2 separate regions of the Homo sapiens genome follow, and region 1 is linked to region 2. Evidence: read pairs that join two places in POLR2A ChIA-PET (ENCODE). Cell type or tissue: endothelial cell of umbilical vein. All regions are shown on one strand. Each heading gives the region's core, and the rest is flanking DNA. Links, peaks and the distances in the headings are about the cores only.

What was found. ChIA-PET counts read pairs that join two places held together with the same protein. Peaks named below come from ENCODE experiments on the same cell type or tissue, not always from the same donor. Only the 100,000 strongest peaks of a DNase experiment are listed, where the experiment ranks them.
Region 1: POLR2A ChIA-PET joins it to region 2 with 5 read pairs; 3 of 35 experiments call an interaction of 5 or more read pairs at or near these places.

Annotation. Positions count from the first base shown.
Region 1 is chr15:75,429,265-75,432,179 of GRCh38, forward strand. SIN3A (SIN3 transcription regulator family member A) reads right to left here. Exons shown (of 21, transcript NM_001145358.2): 2 at 923-1,144. The coding sequence starts at 1,111. Among named protein-coding and RNA genes, the nearest start is that of SIN3A, 21 kb to the right of the region's middle. In endothelial cell of umbilical vein, for the core only: no CTCF peak of the experiment used is centred there; no DNase peak of the experiment used is centred there.
Region 2 is chr15:75,531,152-75,534,066 of GRCh38, forward strand. The region is part of intron 1 of PTPN9 (protein tyrosine phosphatase non-receptor type 9); the gene reads right to left. Among named protein-coding and RNA genes, the nearest start is that of PTPN9, 47 kb to the right of the region's middle. In endothelial cell of umbilical vein, for the core only: a CTCF peak has its summit at 1,462 (motif pointing left); DNase peaks (open chromatin) are centred at 1,460 and 1,960; H3K27ac peaks cover 418 bases.

The DNA.
Region 1 (2,915 bases), core at 211-2,710, 100 kb before region 2:
ATAAAAATTAGCCAGGCATGGTGGTGTGCACCTGTAGTCCTAGCTACTAGGGAGGCTAGGGCACGGGAGGACTGCTTGAGCCCAAGAGTTTGAGGCTGCAGTGAGTCATGATCGCACCACTACACCCCAACAGGGGCCACAGAGCAAGACACTATCTCCTAAAAAAAGAAAAAGGAAAAAAGTTATACATGTATTTTTGACTGCATGGGGGGAAGTCAGTGCCTCAACCCCCACACTGTCCAAGAGTCAGCCATATTTCACTACAATGATGTTTAATTCAGCTGTCTTTTTTAAAAATAAATAGCAAAACTGTCTTAATAAGTGCGTTGATTTAAATTCTGGCACAAGCTTCTTATTTTGTCATGAATTGCCACTGAGTGCACTAAGACAATATCACAATGTTCACAGCAGCACCTTTGTAAAAGCAAAAACCTGGAAACAGCCCAATAGTCCAACAGTAGAATTGACAAATAAATTGAGTATATGCATGTAATTTACACTACAGTGAAAATGGTGGAATTACAGCGATCTATAAAAATATGGGGTTTTTAAAACAAAGTGAGTCAAAGAAGAAAATGTTTCCATTTATATAAAAGTTCAAAAATACCGAAACTAAACAATTATGTTAGTTTTTTTAAGTAAATAAAGTCAAGGGAATGATAAATACAAAGTTTAGATCAGTGGCTACCTCTGAAGGGAGGGAAAAGAAGGGAGCAGAGTGGGATACGCAGGGAACTTCAAAGGTCATGACAACATTCTTTTTTTAAAAACTTGTATGGTGAGTACACAGTTATTTTTTTTTTTACCTTACACATACTCAACAATTTTTAATATCTAACACAGTATTAAAAAAAGTTTTATAATTGCCTAAAACCACTATTTCTCTTCCCTCATTCTAGTCCCTTGGTTGGCTCCAGCTTACCTGGTAGCTGGGTGTTACAGAGTACTGAATTCCCGTAGCTGACTGCATGGTCTCAGACACTGCTTCATACACAGGAGGGGCAGGGGCAAGCACCCGGTGCTGGTGAGGAAAAGCCTCTGTGCTGCCAGGGATCCGACGCTGCTGGGCTGCATACACCGGTGACTCCTGGTCATCCAAACGCCGCTTCATTCTGTGCTCATGCTCAGGGATGCACTACAAAACCTGCAGAAACCAAAAGCAATAGCATGCAAGTCAATTCTCACTCCAGTATGATGTACGCCACTTAGGACCAGTCACCCAAGTTTAGTAAAAGCTTGACTCCCAGAACTGATCATCTATTTCATCTTAGTGATGAAGTTTAAGTGCATGTGGGCATACCACCCCCCAACACAGTGAACAAGTTATAACTGAAAAAGACAAATATTTAAATAACATAATTTTAATTAATTTGGTATTATGAAGTTGAAAAATACGCTCCAATTTAAAAATATAAACACAACCTTGTTTCCCTTTATTCTCTAGTTTTCTCCTCAAATGCTATCACTCCTAATATTAATTACATATCTACATGCTGCAAAAATATTCAAGTGCTTCTTCTTTTTTTTTTTGAGACGGAGTCTCACTCTGTTGCCCAGGCTGAGTGCAGTGGTGCCATCTCGGCTCACTGCAAGATCCACCTCCCGGGTTCACGCCATTCTCCTGCCTCAGCCTCCCGAGTAGCTGGGACTACAGGCACCCGCCACCACACCCGGCTACTTTTTTTGCATTCTTAGTAGAGACGGGGTTTCACCGAGTTACCCAGGATGGTCTCGATCTCCTGACCTTGTGATCCATCCGCCTCAGCCTCCCAAAGTGCTGGGATTACAGGCGTGAGCCACCGCGCCCGGCCTCAAGTGCTTCTTCTTAAATCCTCTCAAAACCTACTACTATAATTGTGGTCTAATTTAAAATTTGTTTCAACAATTATAATGGTATCATGGAAAGAATACCGTGCCAGGAATGGGAAGACAAAGATTCTAGACTTGCCAATTTAAGATGCTACGTAACTTCAACAAGTTCCTCATTCTATGTGAATTTCAGTTTCTCCAACTATAAAATAAGAAAAGTTGGAACAGATCACTCCTAAATTTTCTTCTGGTTTTAACAGTTATAAGAAGAGATTCTCTTAGCTTAATAATACCTCCGTGGGAGACAATTTCATTCCTGCAGGACACAGTAATCTACTTGGCCCAGTAATCTACTTGGGTCTTCAGAGCTTTTCCATATCAGTATCACTAACACAAGCATAACACACCATCAGTGAGAAAGAATGAATCAGCCATCCAAAGAAAAAAGGCCCCACCACTTTTCCAGTCCCAAAAAAATCTCTTAAATAAGATACCACTGCTATGGAAAGAAGATAAAATTTACAGTAATAGTGGGAGATTTGGCAAGCCACCCCCTCATCTGAAATACGGTTAAGTTAAAAAAAAAAAAAATCTTTACCTAATTCATAAGTCTACCCAAGATCTTTTCTTTATCCTCTGGGAGCACACAAGCCCTGAAGGGAAAGTAGTCTTTACAAGGACTCTCCATGGCTGTTTCACCTTTTCTTTGTCCTCACTATAGTCCTCAATCTGCCTGCCACTCTAATCCTTAGCTCTGAAATCCTGTCTCAGGTTTTTCTCACATTTCACATACCTAAGTGGGACCCTGACACAGCAGCACAACCCATTAATTTGCAAGCTGGCTACTTTTATCTATTTGTAAACTCAAGCCACAAATATGCTCTCTGTGGCCTATATAACTTCAGACTAAGTCTCTCAGCTTTGTGTGTGATAATATGTGGAACTCAGTTAAATGGAGTTGAGAACGTTTCTGACAGCTGCTGAGGACAAATAATTTAAAATGTCTTAGCTAGTTATGCTTTCCTATGTTTTTCTAGCATGAAATAGCATGTTTAGCTTAGTATTCAAAAACCTTTTAGACATATTAAGAGGTTGAGTATATAGAT
Region 2 (2,915 bases), core at 116-2,615:
AAAAGTACTTTATAAACCCCAGGAAAGTCTAAACGGCCTGAGGCTGCACCTGAGCTTTAGAGCCTTACGATTAAGGCAACATAGCTTACACCATTGGAGAAGGAAAGAACCAGCAAAACCAATCAGGCAAAGTGCATGAAAAGAGCCAAGAAATAAAGGCCATGAAGAAAAGCTTTCAGAAGATCATTCTGGCCTGGAACCAGCTGAAGCCACGCCAGAGAAATGAGTCCCAGAGAAGACAACAGGACAAACTTAGAATGCTCCTTCAGAAAATAGTTTGAATTGCCTCTGTGGAGTGAGTGGCCAGCATCAAAATGAGGAAAGATGGAAGGAAAAAGAAGTGAGCACAGAAAGATCCCAGAAATAAAACTCTAGCCAGTCAGTAAATTCCCCAGGAGACATGGTACCTGTTTTTGTTTTTTGTTTTTTCTGCTTTTTTTTTTTCTTTTGAGACAGAATCTCGCTCTGTCGCCCAGGCTGGAGTACAGTGGCGCAATCTTGGCTCCTGGCAAGCTCCACCTCCCGGGTTCACGCCATTCTCCTGCTTCAGGCTCCCGCCACCACACCCGGCTAATTTTTTTGTATTTTTAATAGAGACAGGGTTTCACCATGTTAGCTGGGATGGTCTCGATCTCCTCACCTCGTGATCCACCTGCCTCGGCCTCCCAAAGTGCTGGGATTACAGGCGTGAGCCACCACCCCCGGCCGAGACATGGTACCTGTTTTTTAATTAACCTATTATCCTTTAAATACAGTTCTCTAGTGGGCCTCTCTGATGTTGCTTATAGAATAAAACACCAGAATAATAGAACATATTTTTCCTGCTACTTAGCTGGGTATACAATTTCTAATAAAAAATAATCAACGGATAAATCAATGTATAAGTAGAAGTGGAAAATGTAAATGACCAAGAGGTGATATGAACTCATCACATATCCATCTGTTAAGATAAATTTTCATTTTTTGGCTGGGCACAGTGGCTCGCCCCTGTAAACCCAGCACTTTGGGAAGCCAAGGTGGGCAGATCATGAGGTCAGGGGTTCGAGACCAGCCTGGCCAACATAGTGAATGAAACCCTGTCTCTACTGAAAATACAAACAATTAACAGGGTGTGGTGGCAGGTGCCTGTAATCCCAGCTACGTGGGAGGCTGAGGCAGTAGAATCGCTTGAACCCAGGAGGCAGAGGTTGCAGTGATCCAAGATCGTGCCACTGCATTCCAGCCCAGGAGACAGTGCGAGACTCTGTCTCAAAAAAAAAAAAAGATAACTTTTCATTTTTCATAAATAAACCATGTCCTAATAAGAGAAAGGCATGCAGGTTTCACACACTTCCTTCAAAGTACATCTTGCCTTCCTTTTTATTAAGCTCAGTTCCTCCAAGGTCCTTAATGTTCTGTAGCTCCCAAGAGCTGTTGCCTTGAGCTGACCTCTGTCCCCCTGCTGGTCAGGATGTTATTCTTGGCTTTAAGCACAGGAACAATTCCTCCTGGTTTGGCCTGACCAGGCCTTGCATGTAGAGTCCAGTGTACTATAAACAGTGATGTGATATTTACAGATACAAATACACATGCGTAGCACCTGCTCTGTTCAGCCTCAGATTCACCCTCCTGCACACCCATCCCTCTGGTGGAAGAGATGAACCTCTAAAAGGAGTCAGAAAGAATGGCCTCATCTTCAACAACCTTCCTTTAGACAGTTAATCAGATTTCTCCCTCTGCTTACACATAGGTTTAACATGACCACTGAGTACAAAGTAATTTGTAGCTCTGCTGGTTACCAGAAAAACAAGTCCCAGCAACTTTAATCAGCAACACAGTCTTCAGAAGGGATAATTGAAATTCTCAAAATTAAAACTCAGTTTATTTCCTAGTGAAAGAAAGAATGAGCCAAAAGATGAGTCACAGCTTAGAAAATATTTTAACTCCAGGACAATGGTTTGAATCTATCTATGCTTATGAAACACAAGTTGTTAACACCTGGCAGCTAAGGAAGAGCTGGAGTTCAAACAGCTCTGGTCTTCCTTTGGGATAAGGTCTGAATTGATATATGGAGAAACTAACATTACCACTTACAACCCTCCTTAACCAGTTTTTCAGGTAAGGGTAAGATTTGTTTTGTTTTGCTTTTTTGAGACAGGTTGTTGCTTTGTCACCGAGGATGGAGTGGAGCAATCATGGCTCACTGCAGCCTCGACCTCCTGGGCTCAATTGATCCTCCTGCCTCAGCCTTTCCAAGTGGCTGAGACTACATGCACACGTCACCATGCCTGGCTAATTTTTGCATTTTTTAGTAGAGATGGGGTTTCACCATGTAGCCCAGGCTGATCTCGAACTCCTGGGCTCAAGAAATCCACCTGCCTCAGCCTCCCAAAGTGCTGGAATTACAGGCATGAGCCACCGTGCCTGGCCTCAAGGGTAAGATTTGTTCCTGCATAGTCAAAAAGCATACTATAATTATCTACTTCTCCCACAACCATGTTTAAATAAATAAAAACAAGTTTCTTGACTATGGCCATGAAGATAAAGATACTAGAGAACCTGCTATAAAACAGCTGAGAAAGCTGTCAATTAAGCAGGGTACACCCTGGACACAATTCATTAGTGTTGAAATAATGGTATCAGAGAGAATAAAACCAACAACATAGCCTCCATGTTACATCAAACTCCCAAGAGCAGCTATAATTTTGAGATGAGCTTTGGGCAAGGAACTAGCCACTCAAGAGGACAAGAATAATGTGCTGGCACTCTCAGTTCCACAGGTAGTACCTTAAATCCTATATCCCAAGACAACCTAGGAGAGTGAAGAGCCAGACCTGTAAGAAACCTGCTCTTGAAATAAACAAAAAACTTCTGTCTCCTGAAATATCAGTTACCTAGCAACAAAGGAGAAAGTTTAGTGTGGTTTTGGGGATTAT